2 separate regions of the Homo sapiens genome follow, and region 1 is linked to region 2. A link is a loop called in an ENCODE intact Hi-C map of the cell type or tissue named here. Cell type or tissue: heart right ventricle. All regions are shown on one strand. Links, peaks and the distances in the headings refer to the core of each region. The heading gives the core; the rest is flanking DNA.

Region 1 (11,245 bases), core at 4,562-7,061, 150 kb before region 2:
AGAGAGGGCTTATGTAGCCAACAAAGAGAAGAGGTCAGTAGAGACATGGGATCCCAGAACATTGGCTCAGAGTGCTTCAAACACCTGGATAGCTCCCAGACCTGCTTTGAGTTTCTAAGAACCCCAGCTTTCCTCATTACTTCTATCTCCTGTACTCTGGCAGGAACTCTTGGCTACTTAAAATGGTCTTATTTACAAATATTGAGTTATAAGACCTTACACTTGTTTGCCTTTGCCTTAGAAGGAAGAACTGAATCTATCCCACCATAGGGATCCATAGGGGTGTCTTTCTAGGAAGGGAGGTCTTCTTGTCCCCTTCCTCAGACTGAGAGCTCTGTGTCACAACAGTTGGGGAACAAGTCTCAGAACTGCTTCTAAGCACAGCTTACTTCCATCGTTGGAAGCAGATGTCATTTGCTTATCCTAGCATGGCAAAACCCTGTCTACAAAGTGTATTTTATTTATTCTGCCCTATACATCAAGGACAATGCTGAAGAGTCTTGATATGGCTGGCTGTGTCCCCTCCCAAATCTCATCTTGAATTGCAGTTCCCATAATCCCCATGTGTCGTGGGAGGGACCCAGTGGAAGGTAATTGAATCATAGAAGCAGTTACCCCCATGCTGCTTTTCTCATGATAATGTGTGAGTTCTCATGAGATCTGATAGTTTTATAAGAGACTTTTTCCCCTTTTGCTAGGGACTTCTGCTTGCTGCTGCCAAGTGAAAAATCATGTATTTACTTCCCGTTCCGCCGTGATTGTAAGTTTCCTGAGGCCTCCCCAGCCCTGCAGAACTGTGAGTCAATTAAACCTGTTTCCTTTATAAATTACCCAGTCCTGGGTATGTCTTTATTAGCAGTGTGAAATGGACGAATACACTTCTTAAACATAATTTTTATTATTTTTGCAGCAACAATACCAGGAAACACAAATTTACATACTGCTCCACAGTAAAGTCTATTTGAATCTCCTGACTTAAAAAAAATCTGAGCTAAAGCTGGTTTAAGTACTATAGAAACAACGGGGTGATATGAAGATATGATGACTCCTTTTATAAACTAACTTCAAAATGTTAGCTTTTTTTATAGTCATCAGCTCACTCTAACGCTGTACCACTGTGATCTTAACTTTGTTTAAACATCAATCCTTGTGCACACTGTGCTTAAATGAGTCTTGCCATAGCCTTTGGCCTACACCAAATAATAAAACGGTTCTGATCTGACTACACAAGATCTGCTGTCAAAAATGTCTTGCCTCCTCACCTGAACATTTCCCCAGTCCAAAAGCTCTGCTTGTCGTAGTGGCAGTCTGAGTCCTGGCACATTCTGAAGCCAGCTCTGCAGCATAAACAATAAGTTCCTACACGGGGGTTGTGTTTGTTTGGTCAGAGCTTTATCCACTAGGCTTGGTCATCAGCAGTTGGCTGGTTACAAATGCAGTCCTGAGACCAAATGGCTGGAATCCAATTATCCCAGCTTCCTGTCTGCATAACCATGCCAGGGAGGAACATAGTCATGTTTGCCTGCCTTGTCAGGCTCCTAGGATGCAAAGTATATCATTTGGAGAAAACTAACAAACAACAGATCCTCAGATATTTTGATGGAGAGGCAGTATGATGTGGAAAGAGGACACATTGGTCCAGAATGCAAAATCTCTGGCGCTAGTCCACATTCCGCCTCTTCCTGGCTCAGTATCTAACTCTTCATTTCTCCAAGCTTCATTTTCTCATGTATCAGAGGGAGATCACAACAGCAACAACAGGGTGGTTGGGAGCTTCTAGTGAGATGATGTACGTGAAAGAGCTTTGAAAATTATAATGATGATAATGGTGATGGTGATGGTGATGACAACAGCAATGATAGCTGACAGTTATTGAGAACCTATTGTGAGAAGGGCACTGTCCTATTTGTTTGATGGTCACTATCTTATTTAATATTCACAAGTATTTTTGAATAACTGATGACAGTGGTAACGGTGCTATTAATAAAGATAGCTAACATTTCTTAAATATTTACTATATATAAGCCTCCTTTTTCAGCATTTTAAGCATATTAACATATGCAGCTTCCCATCATGTAAAATAAGTGCTATTATCATCTCTACTTGACATATGAGGAAAATTAGATACAGAAGTTTGGCAATTTGCTCAAGATCATACTGACGGTAAGAGGCCATAAGGATTCAAATGCAGGCATTCTGACTATAGAATAGGAGTTGCCAACTTTTTTAGAGTTAGCAAACTTTTTCTGTGAAGGGCTAGATGTAAGTATTTTAGGCCTTGAAGCCACATAGAGTCTTTGTTGCATATTCTTTTTTGCTTTCCTTGTTTTCCTGTTTGATTGTTGTTATTTGTTTTTATACCCCTTTACAAATGCAGAAAACATTTTTAGCTCAAGGATCACACAAAAAAACACACATATGGCTGAACTTGGCCCACAGAGCTGTAGTTTGCTAACTCTTGCTCTAGAAGTAATTTCTTTTTTTTGAGATGGAGTCTCGTTCTGCTGCCCAGGCTAGAGTGCAGTGGCAAAATCTCAGCTCACTGCAACATCCACCTCCCAGATTCAAGCGATTTTCCTGCCTCAGCCTCCCAAGTAGCTGGGATTACAGGCACCCACCACCATGACCAGCTAATTTTTGTATTTTTAGTAGAGACGGGGTTTCACCATGTTGACCAGGCTGGTCTTGAACTCCTGACCTCAAATGATCTGCTCCTTTCAGCATCCCAAAGTGCTGGGATTACAGGCATGAGCCACTGTGGGCCCAGCCTCTAAAAGTAATTTCTATTTTACAGATAAGAAAACTAAAGATCAAAAGCTTCAGGAATTTAACTAAGGCCATTCAATAAGTGCTGAAATCAGGATCTGAATCCAGTTTTGCTTACTTTCAAAAATTGTGTCAACCCACACTACACTGTCTCCGTGTATGCTGTTAAAATGTAGGATATTATTACTGAGTTAGGGATACTGTACTTTCTCCAGTCAATTTTCAAATTGAATATAGTTTCTCCTCTTGGAACAGACTTGGGGGCTAGATAGCAGGCTGAGAGCTAGCCGACCCCATGCCTAGTACAATGCCTGACACATAGCAGGCATATAATACATAACTCCCTGTTGAGTGAAATAATTCTGATTTCTGATTGAATTCAATCATTCCCCAATATCTCAGCCATTTTCCCAGACTCTTCTGTATTTTGCATTTGAATCATGCCTTCCTTGTAAAGGAAGGCAATAATATATTCCTTAATCCAGTTTCTAGGGAACCTGGAACAATTTATGAGATAATTTCCATAGAACTATGTGGAGGAAAGAAAGATGTTATACGTAGAAATATTATTTTTACAATGAGTCATTGTGCTCACAAAAATGGCACTAGAAGACTGTACTTATGACTTCTAAATAAATACATCACTAACCACAGGCAGGAAAATAGGGAGAACCTAGTGACTTTATTATAAATCACTATTGTTGTATCCACCAATACAGATTCACATTAAAGCAGGGATTTTAATTGTTATTTAACGTTGGATTTTTATTTCAGGGAATAAATGAACTTCTTAGAAATGTGGCAAAAATTGTGTGCATATGTCCAGATTTTTAGGGAAAAGATCATGGATTTCATCAGACTCTCAAAAGGATTTTTTATGCCCTAAATGTTAGCACTACAGTAGAATTGTTTCAGTGTAGTTTACCTTTGATGAGAAAAAGGGAAACACAAAAAGTTGCTGGTGTGTGGTGATCAGTACTAGGTTTTCCAGGTGTCCCTGTCCGTGTGATGCTTTCTTATACTCTCAGGATACTCACATAGGGTTCCACTCACCAGTTTCCCACTGGCATAGGTGTCTGGGTCTGCAAACCGGTCTGGAAGATTAATCACAGTCCAGGCTGGCCACAGTGACCAGCATTCAGAGCACCCAACAGGGTATATGCAACCACAGAAGGTGGCAATACAGAGTCTCTTCCATTTTATCTTCAGCCCCAAGATCAGGCCCATAGAGACTGGCATAACAAGCCCTGAGTCTATTATTTTGCATTACTAGCACTTAGCACAATGCCTGGCACACAGTGGGTGTCTCCTTAAAGTTTGTTTAAATGAAAACAAGCAAAATGGTGAAATTGATAGCATTTTTTCCTTACATTCCTGAGATGGTTAATTAGGTTGTTTCATTTCTGTTATCTCCTGAGATACTCTATCTATATGGACCCACGTGTCTTTGCCAATTAGAGAATGACTTTTACCTTGTCCTGTTTTTTGCTGGTGGTGCTGGTGATGTTGGTGTTGGTATTGTTGTTTAGTTTTATGTGGAGATAGCTAATTTGGATGCTTCTCTTTGGTATGTAGGCCTGAGAACACCCAGGGAGATTATGGTTGTTGCCCCAGGGAACTATGTCCTGTGGAAAAATGTATTAAACAGGTCAGGGTAGGCTCCATTAGGTTTCATAGACAAGGTAGTCAATGAACTTGGCCTTGGTTTTAACTGGCAGGCGATGGAAGAAAAGCATGGTTAGCAGGGAGAAGTTGCACACAGCCTGAGAGCTGAAATAGGAAGTGGGAGTTGGCCCAGTTTTACTTATTGTACTCTGAATTGGGCACTGTGTTGTAGGAGTGGATGACATATTGATGAGAAACTGGGCACTACTACATAAAGTTTTTGAGTAGAGTTGCTGAATATAGAAAATTTTAGGAGGGCATAACTTTATTTTTTCTTTTTGTATTTATTGTTGTGTGTGTATGTGTGATTTTAAAAACATCAGCCTGATGGAATGTCCAGATGTAGAGGGAAAAAAGGTAGAAGAGGCTGGGCGCGGTGGCTTGTGCCTGTTATCCTAGCACTTTGGGAGGCCGAGGCGGGTGGATCACAAGGCCAGGAGATTGAGACCATCCTGACTAACATGGTGAAACCCCGTCTCTACTAAAAATACAAAAAATTAGCTGGGTGTGGTTGTGGGCGCCTGTAGTCCCAGCTACTCGGGAGGCTGAGGCAGGGGATGGCGTGAACGCAGAAGGCAGAGGTTGCATGCAGTGAGCCGAGATCGCGCCACTGCATTCCAGCCTGGGCAACAGAGCGAGACTCCATCTCAAAAAAAAAAAAAAAAAAGAGGTAGAAGATAGCCGTAGTTGTCCTCATATGAAGTGGTGAGTAGTGAAAGACTAGATAAGTTGTATCAAAGTAAGAGAATTTGAAGAATAAATGTAAGAGACTTGGAAGATTGGAAAATAAAAAATGACTTCCTACCTGGAATATTAGACAATCAGTAATAATAACAGTAATATCTTGAATTTGTTGCCCAGTCCTACATATTTTAGAATATAGTATCTTAGTGAATCTCACTGGTCTTACTACTTTTTGCCTGGCTTTCTGTTTTTTGTGACTAGATATTTCTCACCTATTAACATAATCACTATCGGTGTTTGTTCAGTGGCCATTGAACAAAATTGATTTATGTATCTCTCCTCTAACAGCGCAAAAACACTTGTCAAGTGAATGAATAAAATTTGGTGAGGTAGTCTAGGGCATCTGTTTCATGAGAAAGCTGAGACCCAGAAGGTAAGTGGCTTACCAGAATTTACCCAGCTAGTGAGCGGCAAAATGCAAGGTGGAATCACAATCCATGTCTTTTTTTTCCCATTATTCAGTAAAATCATCAGCTGTAATAGGAAGGTCTGAATAGCAAAGAAATGCCAGGAAATTAGAGAATAAATAGAGAATGCTCTCCACCGAGACGGCTACTATTAGATGAGACAGAATTCAAGAATGATTTTGGCCTTTTAGTCTTACAAGTTCAGTGTTTCCAGATGGTTCTGTGCTGAGGAGAGGAGATGCAATAATAAGAGTGACCCTGATAAGAGTACCCTTTCCTAGTTCCTTCCACTGACTCATATCCCTTGACCAACTGCCCACTCTCTAGCTGGCTGGGACAAGAGGTCCCACCAGAAATGGTGCCTCTGCTCAGCGAGCCAAGGCCTTTTCACTTGAAGTTACAGAACCCTGGCTTGGGTTCTCTTTCACAAAGCCTTAGTAGCTGATGACTCACGACCTTCCCAGCGGCAAGTTACTGAGAATGATAAAAAGCGATCGCTATAAGGCTTTGGAGAAAGAATGTGGGGGTGGTGTGGGGGGGCTGATCTTTATCCTGGCCAAGAATTTCATCATTAAGCAGTGGCATATGGGTCCCTATTTGTACCCTATTGACAGGAAGGCCATATACTGATGATTGCCATGCTAATTCAGGGAATGAAATGACGTAACCCCCCTAATGACATTCAATACGGAGAAAGACTAAATCGAAATTAAATTATCTGATCTCGACCAAGTTTTTAAAAGTACAGATAATGTCTGCCCTTTCATTCAGGACTCCAGACCAATTTAAATGACTATTCATCCAGGCTACTAGACTACCCTCACGTATTGTAAAATATCTTCTAATTTCAGAGGGAGTGTCTCTTTAAAGTTTGGTGGCATTACTTCTGTCTCTCACCTTCTAGGCAGCCAGAAAATTAGAGCATGGATTCTCAACATAGACAGATCTAGGTTTGTAGCCTGGCTCTGCTGTTTATAACTTGCATGACCTTCGGTTAGAAACGTAGTCTCGGCGGGTGGATTACCTAAGGTCAGGAGTTCAAGACCAGCCTGGGCAACACGGTGAAACCCCATCTCTATCAAAATACAAAAAATTAGCCGGGTGTGGAGGCGTGTGCCTGTAATCCCAGCTACTCGGGAGGCTGAGGCGGAGAATTGCTGGAACCCGGGAGGCAGAGGTTGCAGTGAGCCGAGATGGCGCCACTGCACTCCAGCCTGGATGACAGAGTGAGACTCCTTCTCCAAAAAAAAAAGTAGTCTCCTTAGGCCTCATTTTACTTACCCATAAAATGGGCATTATATACAATAATAATAAAAACAATAATAGAAACTACCAATTATCTCCCTGGCAGTGTGTTAATTGCTATCATAATTTTATTTAAATTATACAACCTCATGAGTTAGGTAGTGTTAATACCTCTATTTTTAGCAATACAGAAACTGAAGCTCAGAGAAATTAATTAAGGTGTCTGAAGAAGCAAATTTGCAAATTGGGAAGCAGGGATTCAATCCAGTCAAAATTTTTTTACGAGAATTAAATGTTACCAAATATGTGAAGTGTTTAGGTAGTCCTGACTATCTTATATGCTCAATAAAGTTGCATCCTTTTACTGTCTTAGAAGGTGAAGTGAGACTCTTGCTTGGGAGACACATTAATTGGAGAGGATTAAGAGGCATATTAGGAGTGTCATAAGAAGACACTGAATGACAAGTAGATACCATTTTCCATGCGTGCAGATTATGTTTCTTCTGTGACTCCACAGCCAAATCCTTTACCATCTCCATCTTCTCCTGAATAGTCCTCTTAGCCTTTGCCTTCTCAGATTAGACAACTGGCACAGAAACAATCACTGCCTGCCACTTCCACCACTTCCCCGCTCCTGGTTTCTCAACAACCCTTTCCATATGACTCCACATACTGCTTCTGAATTTCAAATGTCATGAAATTCAGAGTAATAATAGTAACAGCTACACTTCAGTGAGAGCTTACTGTATGCCAGAGACTGTGTGCCACTATTTATATGCTTTAACCCACTGACGCCTCATCACACTGGGTGGGGAATGTGCTATCATTATCCCCTTGCAAAGAAGAAACTGAAGCTCCAAGAGTTGAGGAACTTGCTTGTGTCACACATTCAGTAACTGGTAGACTCTAGATCTCAACTTATGTCCATGTAATGTCAAAGCCCAAGTTCCTAACCAAAGACAGTTTCTCAATTTACAAATGGCAAAACTTTAGGCAGAAAGGTGCAGAGACATTCCCAGCCACACAGCAAATTAGAAAGGATGCTGCTGAAAAATCTGACATTTTATGACATCTTTCAAAGATGCTTTGTTACACTCTAGCCTGAATAACTCTCACTGGGTCCATTCTACATCTCTGGCTCAGTTCATGCTTCATTTGCTCTATGTTGTCTCAATAGATGCCATTATTGGTGAAATGGAGGCCAATGTCCTCTAAGATTACACAATGTCAAGTAACTCACAAAACTTCAGTCCGCTTCATCACAACTTTCTATAAATACAAAACTTTAAGCTTAAGCCCTTTTTCAATAGACAGGACCAAAAGAGAAAATAAACTTGCCATAACTCGGTGATATAACGGTATTTTAAAACTCTAATCTTTCTGCCACTTGAAAGAGGTGTGATAAACATCTTGATTTTATTCAAAACTGTCACAGAAAGAGTTTTCTCTTATCAGAAGGCTGCAGCTTTTGAAGTGGGTGGAGTACTAATGGCAGAGCAGCACTGAGATTTGGGACTGAAGGGGCAAAGTGGGCTGGTACAGTGGAGATGCCGTAACAATGAAAAGCTTCACATTCTTCCAAACAAATACATCCAATGAATTTATTTGATAACTTCAGTGTACAAAAACCTGTGTTGGGCACTAAGAAAAAAAAATGAGCAATAAGAATTGGCCACAGTCCTCAAGGAGCTCAAAATCTGGTAGGAGAGATCAAAAAGAACGTAATTAATGAACCACACTGAAAAGCATATCAAAATGTCACAGGAGAAGAACAAATAAAATGTTTGGGGATTGGAATAGGTCAAAAACCTCATGCAGTCCTGGAGGCTGGAAAAGACTTCAGGTAGGAGGTGGTATTTGAAATACACTATGTAAGAGGTGCCAGGGGAATCATGCCCAGTGGAAAGAACGGCAGGAGTAGTAGCTGAATGTGCAAATCCGAAGAGTTGAGCATATTCTGGAAGAAAAACTCTAACAGTGGACTTACAGAAAGTATTGGTAGGCTATGAGGAGTCCTTGAGGGATTTTGATTGGGGAAATGGCATGCTGAAACTTATGTTTTAGAGCCTAATTCCCCAATCCAGATGAAAGATAATGTCAGTTGTAGAAAGGATGATGTCAGTAAGGATAGAGATAAGGAAATGCATGAGAAAGTCTACTGATTACATAGCCAGATTGATTTCCACTCATTTCTGATAAAATAATTTTTATCAAGAATCACTTTCTGGCTGGCCAATAATTGGCTTTTCCTTCCAATTAGATGCTATTTGGAACTAGCTAAATTGAAATCAATGAAGACCTACTGTATAAATGCATCTTTGTTTGCAGACAGCCAAAACTCCACGGAGAAACAAAGGGGCAAAGGGGAAAAGTGCACAAGAAGAGAATCCATCCATTTCAAGGATTGTTCTTGCTGCTAACAAGAACGGGCCTCAGGTGGATCAAGTCCCCTTAGATTTGGTGGAACCTGGGCTCCATTTCCAGCTGCAGGTAATTTCTGCATCCTTGGAAAAATTCCACATTAACTTCTCTGACGTACAGCCTGGTTTTCTGATCCCTGTGATAGGAAAATGATACTTACCTTAACAGGGTTAAATGAGGTGTCTCATGTAAAATGCTTTCACCAAGGCTGACATGTAGTAACTGGTAAATGGCACCAAAGCTACTGAATTATGATCAGCCTTTACTTATTTCTCTGATCCCATCTCCTACCACTTTTTTTTCGCATTAATTAGGCTGTACTGGCTATGTCAAGCACATTCCTGCCCTAGTGCATTTGTATTTGCTTTTCCCTTCGCCTGACTTGATATTCCCTCAGATCAAATATATGCCTGACTCCTTAGAATGCTTGTCCCCTGTCACAGAGCTCACCTCCTCCATCTAACCTTCCCTAACTACTTCATCTAAAACACCCCCTTGCCCATCTCTATTTTTTATTCTCTTTATAGCACATATCAGTATCTAAACTTGCCTTATTCATGTACATGTGTCTCCTTGTTTATTTTCTAGTTTCTGACAAGAGAGAGTAGAGACCTTGTCCGGTTTCTTTATTAGTAGACTTCTGGCAAGAGACCCTGCCTCATAGTCGGTGTTCAGAAAATCTCTTTTTCTCTGAATGCCATAGTGCTGTTGAGAGAATTAAACTATAGCAAATAGAAATCACCTAGCGCACAGTAAGTGCTAAATCAATACTAGTCTCTTCCCCTTAAATGAATCTAGAGATGCTCCAACATGGAACTAGGCGATTTGTAAAGAAATCAAGAAAGAGGACATTCTCCCAAGGGTAGGTTAGTTTGGAGGTGGATTCTGCAGGAGGTTCTGGGGTCTGGTAGCAGGTACTTCACAGCCGGTGAAGGCTTAGGTCTTCATTCTAGGAAGGAAGTTTCAGGAGACAGTGTGCTTTCTGAATGGAGGAAGAGATTTTCTAACGGGGAGGTGTGATTCTGAGGAAATGATTGTCACCTGGAAAAAATAGTTCATGGCAGTATTATGAACACCGCCTCAGAAAAGCTAAGGACAGGAGGTAAACAAGCACCAGCACAGAGGGTATTCCCTGGTCCAGCGATTGGGCTTTAGGCTCCCAAGAACATTCCATCCAGGGCATAGATTATAATAACCAGAGATGGGAGATCCAGACCTACCTATTCCCCGTCCTGCTTGAATCTTTTATGTGATGGAATTCCAGGTAGATTTGTGTATGAAGAAAGGATTCTGATGTGTAAACCTAATTCTTGTCCACCCCTGGCATTTTATATGTGAGAAGATAGGTCCCAAGAGGTAAACAAAAGAGCTAAGTCTATTTTACTCTGGACATTACTCTGTCTCCTGACTGCTGACAGGGTTCATTCCATTGTTCCACACTCAGAAGAGATGGGACCTAGATTTCATCACACATAACCTGGGCCTAAAGGAGATGAACTCCAGGCTCTTGGATGGCTCGTGACATGCCCCCTCCAGTTTTTTTTTTCTAAAGGCTTCAGCAGGGATGCACATGCTTAACCTCAATCCAAGACCTCCAGATATACATTGTCACACTGCCTTAAATGCCTCCTCGTGGTTTGTGCTCTGAGAGTAGCTGGACAGGATCCCCATCCTCTGCTCATTAGGTGACCATGTCATAGAGGTTTGTCTTATTGCTGGAGGCCTTGATGAAGGTGACAGACAGGCAGACAGGTAGAATCTGGTAAAATCACATTATCTAGGGGCCCGGGGCTACTAGCTTTCCTTTGAGAGGAACCTGGTACTGGAGTCAGAAAATTCTCTAGCTTCAAACGACATAGCTACTGGAGAATGCCCTGGGATCTTGGAGGTTACCGAGAAGCTCCACAAGACTGAGGCATGGGAGTTGACTTTGGCATTTTATTGCATATTCAAAATTCAGTTATTAGTTTTCAGACGCATTTTTCCTTGAATATATA
Region 2 (11,245 bases), core at 3,017-5,516:
GGTGGGGGGAGGGGGGAGGGATAGCATTGGGAGATATACCTAATGCTAGATGACGAGTTAGTGGGTGTAGCACACCAGCATGGCACATGTATACGTATGTAACTAACCTGCACAATGTGCACATGTACCCTAAAACTTAAAGTATAATAATTAAAAAAATAAAGAAAGAAAGAAAGAAATAAAATAAAATAAAATAAAATAAAATAAAATAAAGCTCCTAAAGGTATGTTAAGTGGTTAAGTTTCTGGATCCTCTTCTTGCAGACTGCTCAGGTAAAATGCTGATTCAGGACTTTCACTTGTCAATCAATTTCTCCAGCGGGAGCCAAAATACTTTTTTGAAAAATGTTGTCCTGTCTAAATTGACCCAGATGCTGTGATTTAATCTGCAACTGGAAGATACAGTTCGGGCAGTCTCTTTTTCCCTTTGGTTTCCATAAGCTTTCTCTCCTTTTCTATTTTTCAATATAAAATAAAGGACAAGACTTTACAGTGATTAAGAAGCACACATAGTAATTCCACAAATGTTGCTAGGCAACAAGGGCCACGTATTAGCTCAATGAATGGATTCTGGGCATCTGCACGAAGGAGAAATATGAGGAGCTTGTGAGTGAACTGTCTTGATAACCACAAGGGTTAGTGCTTTTTGACACACATGCTGTTGGATATGCCTGAGAAAGGGAAAAGGCACACTTATTTTAAACCTTTCTGATGGTTTATTTTTCCAAAATGTGTTTAGAATTCTCTTTGATGGAAATTTGACACAGTGTGTTATAATGATCATTATCTCAAGCGGGAAAGTAGGTAAAAATGGCCTGTTTCTATTTCTCTAGTTCAGGGCTGCACCTATAGCCTGAGTTATTTTAACATCTTCCCTCCTGATCCTAATAGGCATGCTTTTTCCCCCTCCCATACCAGTCCATTCACTCAGCTGATAAATTACAAGGGCATGTTCTATCTGCTAGTGAGCAACTCCTCTCCCTTGTGATCAGTATTTACCCTCTTCAGTTGCTGTGATAATATAATATTATTGACTCTAAGAAGTCTGCTTTATTTTGTTCCTATTACAAAGCAATACATGATCATTAACAAAAAAGCAGAAAAATATAGACACATGAATGAACATTAGTATCTGTGTTCATCTTCACCAGAAAGAATAATATAATATAAATTAAGGCAATGTAAATACCTTGGTGCATATCATTCTAGATTTTTTTCTGTACATACACAGACAGATTTTTTTCTTCTATCACCCATATAAAAAAGTTATAACTTACCTTATAAACTCCACAATAGCCAACATAGTTTTTAATGACTTCTGCACTACACCAGGATCATTTAAGTATTTTAATGAAACTTGGAAGAGTAATTAACAGGGTAAATGATCAGCTATTAGATAACTCTACTAATCTTATTGCATTTTCCTGTTAATCACCTAAACCCAACCATAGTTAGCTTTATTAATTACAGAATCTTATATCATTATTTCCTTTCCATTTTGATATGGTTTGGATATTTGTCCCCTCTAAATCTTATGTTGAACTATAATCCTCATTGTCGGAGGTAGGACCTGGTAGGAGGTGGCTGGATCATGAGGATAGATTTCTCATAAATGGTTTAATGCCATGTTTGTGCTGTTCTCACAATAGTGAGTGATTTCTCACGAGATCTGGTTGTTTACAAGTGTGTGGTCCTTCCCACTTCCCTCTCTCTTGCTCCTGCTTTGGTGCCTGCTTCTGCTTCACCTTCTGCCATGAGTAAAGGCACCCTGGGGTGCCAGGCAGATGCTAGTGCCTTGCTTGTACAGACTACCCAACCATGAGCCAACTAAACCTCTTTTGTTTATAAATTACCCAATCTCAGGTATTTACAGCAATGCAAGCACAGCCTAACACACACTTCTTATAATATTACCCTAGTCAAGTCTCTCTCTTTTGTTTTTTTTTGTTTTTTTTGAGATGGAGTCTTGCCCTGTCACACAGGCTAGAATGCAGTGGCGCGATCCTGGCTCACTGCAACCCCCACCTCCCAGGTTCAAGTGATTCTCCTGCCTCAACCTCCTGAGTAGCTGGGATTACAGGTGCACGCCACCACACCCAGCTAATTTTTGTATTTTTAGTAAAGAGAGGGTTTCACCATGTTGGCCAGGCTGGTCTCAAACTCCTGACTTTGTGATCTGCCTGTCTCGGCCTCTCAAAGTGCTGGGATTACAGGCATGAGCCACGGCGCCCAGCCTAACCTAGTCAAGTCTCTTACCTGGTTCTTACAGTAATGAATTAATCAGGACTCTGGTTTCAAATTTCAGAAACTTCAACTCAAAGGGACTCAAGCAAAAGGCAAAGTATGGCTGCGATGCTAAAAGTTGCAGTAGGAGAGGCTAGCTGAATGCATAGTGGAAGTCACAGACTCAAGTAAGTCAGCAAGGCTTAGCTTCACTCCCACTGTCTCTCAGCAATTCCCTCTTCGGCAACAGCTTCATTCCTGGGCCAGCTCTCTCCAAAACGTGAGGAGATGGCCATCAGCATCTCTAGGCTTCTATGTTCTCAAGAACTCTAGGGGAAAAACAGTCCTCTGATTTAGTCCCAGGAGTCACTCTGATTGTACCCTTCTGAACCAATCACTGTAGCCAGGGGTCAGGTGCTCTGAGTGGGGCCAGACCTGGAGAACATGCCCACTCTGAAGCCTGATGACACAGTTCACCCCACCCAAAACTCAAGAACCCAAGAGTCAAGGAGCAGTCATTCCCCAAAAGCAAAATCAGGGTTCTATCCGCAAGGATACTGTGCAGTCAAAAGCAGCAACCAACTTTTCCTGTGTGTTCCATCTACTCTTTCTGATCCATTCTACACTCTTCTCCAACCAGGCTCAGCTTATGGACCGTATCAACCAGCTTCTTTCCCTCTGGCTTCAATTGGGCTTACTCAACAGGATGCATTAGCAGGAGAGTGAAATCACCATATTTCTTCATCTCCTGCCTTGGTGGGTTACAGGTTGGCAGCAGCTGTGTTCCTGATCTCTTTGTGGGATCTGATAATAACTCTCTCCCCTCGGCCCTTCAGGCACAAGGATGATAACAGCTCACTGCTGTGCTAAGCTCCAAGGTATTCCACCATCCTTTGTTGATTTTAACCTTGCACACACCTTTAACTCATTTGTGCCTGCTTTCCCTTTCCTATGGGACCTCCTATCAGGCTGCTCAACCTATCACTGTTCCTTCATGTCAACCACAAATTTGGTTAGCCGTTAAAGTCTTCATTCAAGAAATGGATGTGAATATTTAAAGTTCAAAGCTAAGGGCCACTGTCAATTTAATCCAAATTGCCTGTTATTATGACCTAGGCTTTGGTGACCACAGAAGTATACTGAGGATTGTGACACATACAGCCGATTCCAATCACTTTCATTTTGGGTTGATTTAGTAGGGTATATCTGGAATATATTCTGTGAAGGTTATATTTTAGTGGAGATGATCTTGATTCTCTAGGAGGATTGAAAAGAAAGTGAATGAAGAAAGGAAAGAAGAAAGTAAGAAAAGAATTGAGGGAGGAAAGAAGGAAGAGAGAGAAAAAAGAAAAAGGACCTAGGAATAAGGAGTTTTGATCTTGGAGTAAAGAAACCTTAGAATTCAGTCCAGCTTTGTTTTTGACCATTGTAGGTGGCCTTGGGACATCTTTCCTTTTCACCGGACCTCTCTCTCCTGGCTTGTAAACACTAGGATTGGGCCAGACCATTTTTAAGGTCCCTTCCAGTTTTAATAATCTATGAAGTTCTAATGAACTACAATTAATGATGCTTGCAAGAAAAAAATGCCCTTACAAACACTGCCTGTTCAAAGAAAATTAAGATACTTTATTAAATTAGATAAATATATTTTTTTCTGACCAAGAAAGCAAAATCTTTTTGAAAACTAGGCAATCATTTAAGTTAATTATGGAATGAAAACCCAAGGTAGTGCCTGCCCTCAATTCAAAACAAACTTGTTTTTGTTCAGATTCTTGCTACAGACCAAATTTTATGTACAGACAACGTGGGGCTATCAATAGGGATCTGCAGTGAAGCCCAAGGAAAACACTAATGAAGCCAGCAGGAGCCCACACAGCCTAGCCATCGACACAATGCAAAATTGAAAACACGACTGAAAATCCACAGAGGAGGATGTCCCCACACTTCTTTGTGTGTGATTTGCCTGGTCCAGCCAAGATTGTAGAAGCTGTAGGAGGAAGATAAAAAAATTTTTAAAAAAGAAAGGGCCAAAGCAGGAAATGAGCTGTAACTTGACAGAGTCACAAAAGAAAACAGAAAAGCATGAAACATATCAGGTCCAAAGAAGGAATTTGGAAAATATAGCCTGTTTATTTTGAAATGAGGCAATTGATAATATAAAAAAGGATACCAAAATAAATTAAAAGCTCTGAGGTATTTTATGCTAAAAATACTCATTATAAATAGCCAGGGTACAAGAACAGACAATAGACAAGCCGAGTTTGAGAAACTAAATGTGTTGATATTTTAGGGGAAAAGAGGTAATGTAAGCAAAAGAGAGACTCCATCCTTGAGGGCTGGATGTTCACCTGGGGCAAGGTCAGACAAGGGCAGAGCACCTGCACCAGACCCAGTGAGAGCTTCACAGCCTCGACAAAGAAGGTAGGAGAAAAGGGAAGAAAAGTCAGAGGTTGAACCATCTGTGCTGACAAAATGGTTTTAAGTTGCTTGCCAAGAAACTGATCAGTCTGTAATGGCAGCCTTAAACATTGTGTTGAAAAGGAAGGTGAAGTCATAGCAGAACCAGGCACAGGAATAAAGAATGATAGATTGGCAGTGTTTCCAGTGGGGATGGCAGTAGGAAGGGAAGGTGGTGACCCACTTGAGTAATTTGCTGACCTTGGAATGTATGTTCTAGAACTATACTGTCCGATATGGTAGCCACTAGCCACGTTTAGTTATTTAACACCTGTAATGTGGCTGGACAGAATTCAGCTGGGCTGTAAGTGGAAAATGCACAATGGATTTTGAAAACTAAGTACAAAAATATATACTACTTTAATAATTTGCATATTGATTATAGGCAGAAATAATACTTTAGATATGTTAAGTTAAATTGAATAAATTATTAAAATTGGCTTCACCCATCTCTTTTTGCTTATTTTTAACATAGTTGTTACAAAATTTAAAATCACATATGTGGCTAGCATCTGTGGTCTGCATTATATTTCTATTGGACAACCTGCTCTGTAAAGTCCCTTTTCTGTCTCTCCAGGCTTCTGTGATATGATGATATTCAGGAAGCCTTGACTTAGCCCTCACTATCTTCTCCATCTCAAGCAGAGCCTTGTCTCAGACTAACCAAAAGGAAACCACATTGAGACTCAACAGATGCTGTAACCACACAACTCACACCCACGTGAGAATATACACTTACTTAGAAGAACAGTCACTGCCACCTCCTCACGTGTACACCCCATTCATCACATATGTACACAAGCATATTTGTATGTGTCAGAAAAATATCCATAAATAGGAAAGGAATATTAGCAGAATCATTGTCACAGTGAAAATTACATTTCAACTGTAATTATTTGTTTGAGTTAGGGAGACTCATTAGTGCTTGTTAATAAGAAAAGGTTCTTTGAAATTCAAGAATATTTAACTTCATGTCTTCCAATTCCTAACAAGAAATCAATTTACTGAGAGGGGATTCCAGAATCATGCTTCTATGTATAACCAAGACATCAGGGCTGCCCACGCATGACAGAGAGTCAAAAGTAAGCTTTGGCCTTGACATAAAAACCTCCAGTGTGATCGCCAACCAGCACAATTGGATTCTACTCTCTTAGCTGTCTTCTCTGGACTTCTGCTCTTTTCCAACCCTATGAGCCACCTGGTCTTCCAGTCCTGTCTTCCACTAGAATCTACCACCTAGCACACCTAGCAGTACCTGCCAGTTGCATCAAACTCCTGGTCCAGACTCTGCTAGTCAGTCCATGGTAGCATAGAGAGACCAATTCTAACGACTGTTTTGAGGCTGTGGTCCAGCAAGTTTGTGTTCTTGAACTTTTCAATTAGGTGAGCTAGTAAATTCTCACTGTTGCTGAAGCCACTTTGAATTTAGTTTATCTTGCTTAAAACTGTAAAAATCCTAACAGCACTCTTCAAATATTTGAAGAGCGATTCCATGGATAATCTATTTTTTCTGTACTTCAAGGGGTGGCTTCTAGTGAAGTCTCTCCTGATGATGTACTTTCACCCTGAAATTTCCTTTTCATTTATCCTTTTCAAAAAATGGTCTACAGGTCATGATTATCATTTTTAGAACTTGCCTTGGTGATCTGGTCCATCCATAATAAAGGGAATTCAAAGGTCATTTCAATACTTCATTCTGAGTTACTGACAATACTCAACATCAAGTCATTCTTGCTGCTTATTTGGATCCCAGCTCTGGGCTCTTGGCTTCTGTGTGGATCCTGAGACCCAGATGCCAATTTGCATTCCAGCTTTGACCGGTATCCAAATGCATCCTGATGTTTCTGACTGCCTCTTGTAATAATTGCTCCAAACCCCAGTGGCTTCAGGATCAGGAGTCTGTCTACCTGATCATTCCTCCCAATCTAAGAACTGCAAATGGGTCCCTAGTACATTTTGAGAAACTTCTGTAAGTAAACTAAGCATCTTCTCTGTGGTTTAAAATTGTCAACTTCCAGATTACTCATTGCTATGGTCTAAATATTACCATTTACTGGATTTGCCTGATGCTAACTGTGTGTTATAAAACTGCTTTGTGGACTAATCTTTCCTCATGTACCTGTTATGTTTCTCTGTAACCAGCCCTATCCTGATGGGTAACTTTGTCTTCAAATCCCAGCCACATCTCACCAAACTTTACTTAACCTTTCCACATGTCCCAACCTACAAGAAACACTGTATAAAACCACCATGCCTCTCTACCAATAGTTTATCATATTGTGATGTCATTCTTGTCAGGCTGATATCCTTCTGATACTCCTGTGTTTACTTACTGACACATGGATAGTAAGAAAACATTGAACTTAAGCAAAACTTACAGATTCAAAACTTGGTTCTGTTATTTACTAGCGGTGTGTCTTTAAGTGCAAAAGAAAATATCTTTTATACCTCTCAAATTTTCATTTTCCTTATCTATAAGTTGGGTTAATGATACTTGCCCTTATTTTGCTAGATATTGTGAGACTTAGATAACAATGTATGTGAAAGCACGTTGTAAATTTTTTGAAGGACTATATAAATAAATCATTAATATAAGGTTTTATTACTAGCCAGAATTGTTATCTCACACTCCTTTTTAACCACAAACAGCCATACATATTATTAATAGTTGGTGAATATTTGTCATTTCATAAATATGTACGCAAGTACCCCTAAAAACCTATTTGTAAAGCAAAATGGAAATGTATGTCCAATGAACTAAGTGAGGGAGGGACTAGGGGGATAAAGCTGTTGAGGAAAAAGAAGGGGTAGAAAATATGAGTTGTAAATGTGAATGAGAAAAAGAGTGTTGGGCAGAGTGCAAATGCAAGAGAGAAAGAGAAACAGGGAAGACAAGGCAAGTAGAATGCAATACAGGAGAGGAAGAGGAGGAAAAGACAGCAGGGAATGAGAAAAGACAACAGAACAGAAAAGGCACCAGACATTCCTAAACCACAATTACCTGCTTGGAAAATGTTCAGAGACTGCAATGGAAGCAAGCTCCTTGCCCCCAGGTCCTTCAGGAAAAATGGGCCTTTGAACTTATCTTAAGGAAATCTTAGGCAGCCCAGTGAGGAAAACCGGTAGCCAAGGCCTCTCCACAGAGACAGACAATGCCTGCTCTGTGGGAAGAGACAAGAGATGGGGACAAAAATTGGACAAATGAAATACTCGGATGTTTAACAACAGCACAGAAAATGAGGGGAGTAAAGGGGCAGAGGATGAGCTTAACATCCTGTAAAACAAAACCTGTTGTCAGACCTATTAAAATATTGCATAATTTGACACGATCTCACTGTTGTTGCTTTTCTTCACTGATATATGTAATAATCTGGGTTTAGTTGACTGCTAAGTCAAATTTAACCAATTATCTGGACATACTTAAAAACAGGACAGGAATTTTCAAGCCCAAGCAGAGTTGCTGCTTTCTAGGATCCTGAAGTGGGAATGGAATTCTGATACACAGGAGGGACTTCAACCCTCTTTTGGAGTGTTCCCGTGCTAACGTTCTAGGTCCTCAGCTGATGTCAGTCACCTCTGAGGATGGCAAAAATAAATAAATAAATAAATAAAGAGGTAACAGCAACTGCAGATTTCTGATTAGAGATGAGAAAGAATTCCTAGAGAATGAGTCAGTCAAAGAGAAACAGAAAGGTTATTAAAAGGGCGTTCCCCCTCCCGGATTTTCTTGGAGGGTTCCTGAATCACAGAGCACATGGCCTCACCTATCTGGGATGATATAGACGTTCCTTCTTAGAGTGGGCTATTTGTATTGCTGACTCAGTGACCTAAGGTACGGTCAGCTTTAGCACAGCACCTGGAACAAAGAAAGTCTTAGGGGTTTATGGTTATCGTAGTAGAGACAGTAGAAATAAAATGAATAGTAACAGCTGCAGTAGTAGTAGCAGCACTTGTAGAAGAGGAGTAATGCTGATCTTAGGAATTGGTGTAATAATACCAGTATCTGTAAATTCTACAAATAGCTGTAATGTGGTAGTCAGGGATCTGAGCACTGCAATAAGACCTCCTAGGTTTGGCTGGTTGGTTCCATCCCTTACTATTAGTTGTATAAATTTGGGCAAGCTAATTAACTTTTCTGCACCTCAATATGAAATGCAGATAATAAGAGCACCCCTTCATAGAGTGGTCATATGGAGCGCATGAGAAAATACTTGTGAAGAGTTGAGCTCAGCACTTACACTCATTGAGCATTCAGTGCCTGTTAGCTAGTAGTAGCAGGGATGGTGGTGAGGGTGGCAGCCTGAGCAAGGGAATAGATCCCACCTAAGGGATACAAAATAAAAGGCATGTTGTCCCTGTCATTAGCAATCACATGCCAGGAAATCTGCAAACAGCACCACAGGAGAAGCCTTTTCAACCTCAAATAGAGAACTTGTGTTCTTTTCACTCTCCCGTCTCTTCTCCAAATCCCGTAGCCTCAGATTCCAGGCTGCAAGTGAAATTCAGTGTGTTGTGGGTGAAGTTTCAGGGGCATAGAGTGGAGATGGGTAATGGTTATTAATATCCACTGGGCACAAAACTTTCTATGATGGGCCTTCAATGATGTGGAGATATTGCCTAAAGAGTTAAAAAATAAAATAAAGGCTTTATCAATGTTTTTTAAATTCTTCCAACATTATAAGATGTCAGACTAAATACCAGGCATACGAAGTCCAGCAGAGGAGGCAGGCATGTTAAACCACTAATTACAAACAACAATGACAATTATAAATAATTGATAACAGCAATTTGTATAGAGAGGTCTGGGAGCATAGAGGGGAGGTCAGGAGGCTTGGGGGTCAGGAGATGATAAATGACTTCATACTTTGAGGTGCAAGTAGGAAATTGGTGAAAGAAAGAGGGGACATGAAGGCTGGGATTAGGCTATAGAAAGATGGCCAGTCGTCTGGCTGAAAAATGAATTGGAGTTAGGGAGTCAAAAAGGTGTTTGGAGATGATGCCAATCATGCAGAAAAGAGGTGAAGCCTTAAGACAGCAATGACAGGAAGGGTAGAGAGAGGGTGGCAGAGTCAAGGTTACATAATTCTAAATAAAACACTGCTAAAATTAAGCTGGTATAAAAAGGGTACTAGTTATTATTTTCAGAGTAAAACCTCATCAGTTCAACATAATTGGATAGAAGCATGTCAAAATTAATCAAATATGATTTGTAGCTTTAAAAAATACATGACTAATAGCTTAGGAATTTTTGACTAGATGAGATATTTTAAATACTTTTCAACTTCCCCACTCTTAATTAGAAGCATCAATGTTCCTGCAAACAAAATGAGGTTCTTAGAAGTAAAGTTCTTTTTGTTTGTTTGTTTGGGGTTTTTTTGTTTGTTTTTTTAGACAGAGTCTTGCCTTGTCGCCAGGCTGGAGTGCAGCGGCATGATCTCTGCTCACTGCAACCTCTGCCTCCCGGGTTCAAGCGATTCGCCTGCCCCAGCCTCCTGAGTAGCTGGGACCACAGGTGCACGCCATAACACCCAGCTAATTTTTGTATTTTTAGTAGAGATGGGGTTTCACCATGTTGGCCAGGATGGTCTTGATCTCTTGACCTCGTGATCCACCCACCTTGGCCTCCCAAAGTGCTGGGATTACAGGTGTGAGCCACCGCGCCTGGCTGCAAAGCCTTTTTTTTTTTTTGAAGTGGATCGAACCCTTTTGTTTTTTCATTTTGTTCACACAGATGCACTTCATGAATTCCAAGGCTGGTCTCTACTCATAGCCTATTCCCCTCTTACTAGTGTAGAAAGTCACAACCCTCAGGCTTGACTGTCCAGAGAACTGGTCTGAGTCTCTCAGTCATAGAAGACTGGTTGGCTGATATGCCCCACCCTCAGTTAGGGGTGTCATCTGGGTGATTCTAGGCCATCAGTAATGCAACCAAAGAAAATAACATTTGAAGTTACAAATAGAAATCAGACACAATTTTTCTGATTCTCAGGACTCTGTGGCGTGACTCAATTTGTTTTGCAAAACTTCTGTCAGTGGTGCGATGATAAAATTCAGTTCAATTCAAGGACAAGCCATCAGAACATTCCCTTTCAGGGAGGGGATTTTATCTTATCCTCTACTAAAGTACTAAATTAGTTGAAACTCTTAATTATCATAGCTTGTCTAAAAGTCACACTAACTCAATGCACTATTTATTTTCCAAATACCTGCACATTTCTTACATCATAACCCTAATGAGTCATAAAGAATGTATTTACTATGAAAAATATTAGACTCGATTCTCACATGTTGACTAGAAATGAAAATACAAAGAAAATAAGTCAGTATGTCCCACTTTACCAATGAATACACAACAGGTGATTTGCTCTCATAAGCTTCCTGAGTTCAGATCAGAAAGGTGACAGTTTTAACCTTTGGATACTTCCTAATTATGCAAAATGCTTGTAGTCCTTGCAAATGAGAGAATAAAATGATCCCTTTGGTCAGAAGAAGGCAGAGCTTCCACAAAAAGGTAGTTTTCTGGATGTTAATATTTGGAGAGAGGTTTACCTTTTGGTGGTCTAGAA

What was found. Hi-C counts contacts between places; a loop is a spot of excess contacts. Peaks named below come from ENCODE experiments on the same cell type or tissue, not always from the same donor. Only the 100,000 strongest peaks of a DNase experiment are listed, where the experiment ranks them.
Region 1: it touches region 2 in a loop (1.9-fold over the local background); 2 of 110 quality-filtered maps call a loop at or near these places.

What each region holds. Positions count from the first base shown.
Region 1 is chr5:148,468,222-148,479,466 of GRCh38, forward strand. LOC107986462 (a long non-coding RNA gene) reads left to right here. Exons shown (of 4, transcript XR_001742935.2): 2 at 699-796. It also overlaps a transcript of HTR4 not described here. Among named protein-coding and RNA genes, the nearest start is that of FBXO38, 90 kb to the left of the region's middle. In heart right ventricle, for the core only: no CTCF peak of the experiment used is centred there; a DNase peak (open chromatin) is centred at 5,980; H3K27ac peaks cover 2,286 bases.
Region 2 is chr5:148,615,533-148,626,777 of GRCh38, forward strand. All of the region lies in intron 2 of HTR4 (5-hydroxytryptamine receptor 4), which reads right to left. Among named protein-coding and RNA genes, the nearest start is that of HTR4, 33 kb to the right of the region's middle. In heart right ventricle, for the core only: no CTCF peak of the experiment used is centred there; a DNase peak (open chromatin) is centred at 4,099; H3K27ac peaks cover 1,684 bases.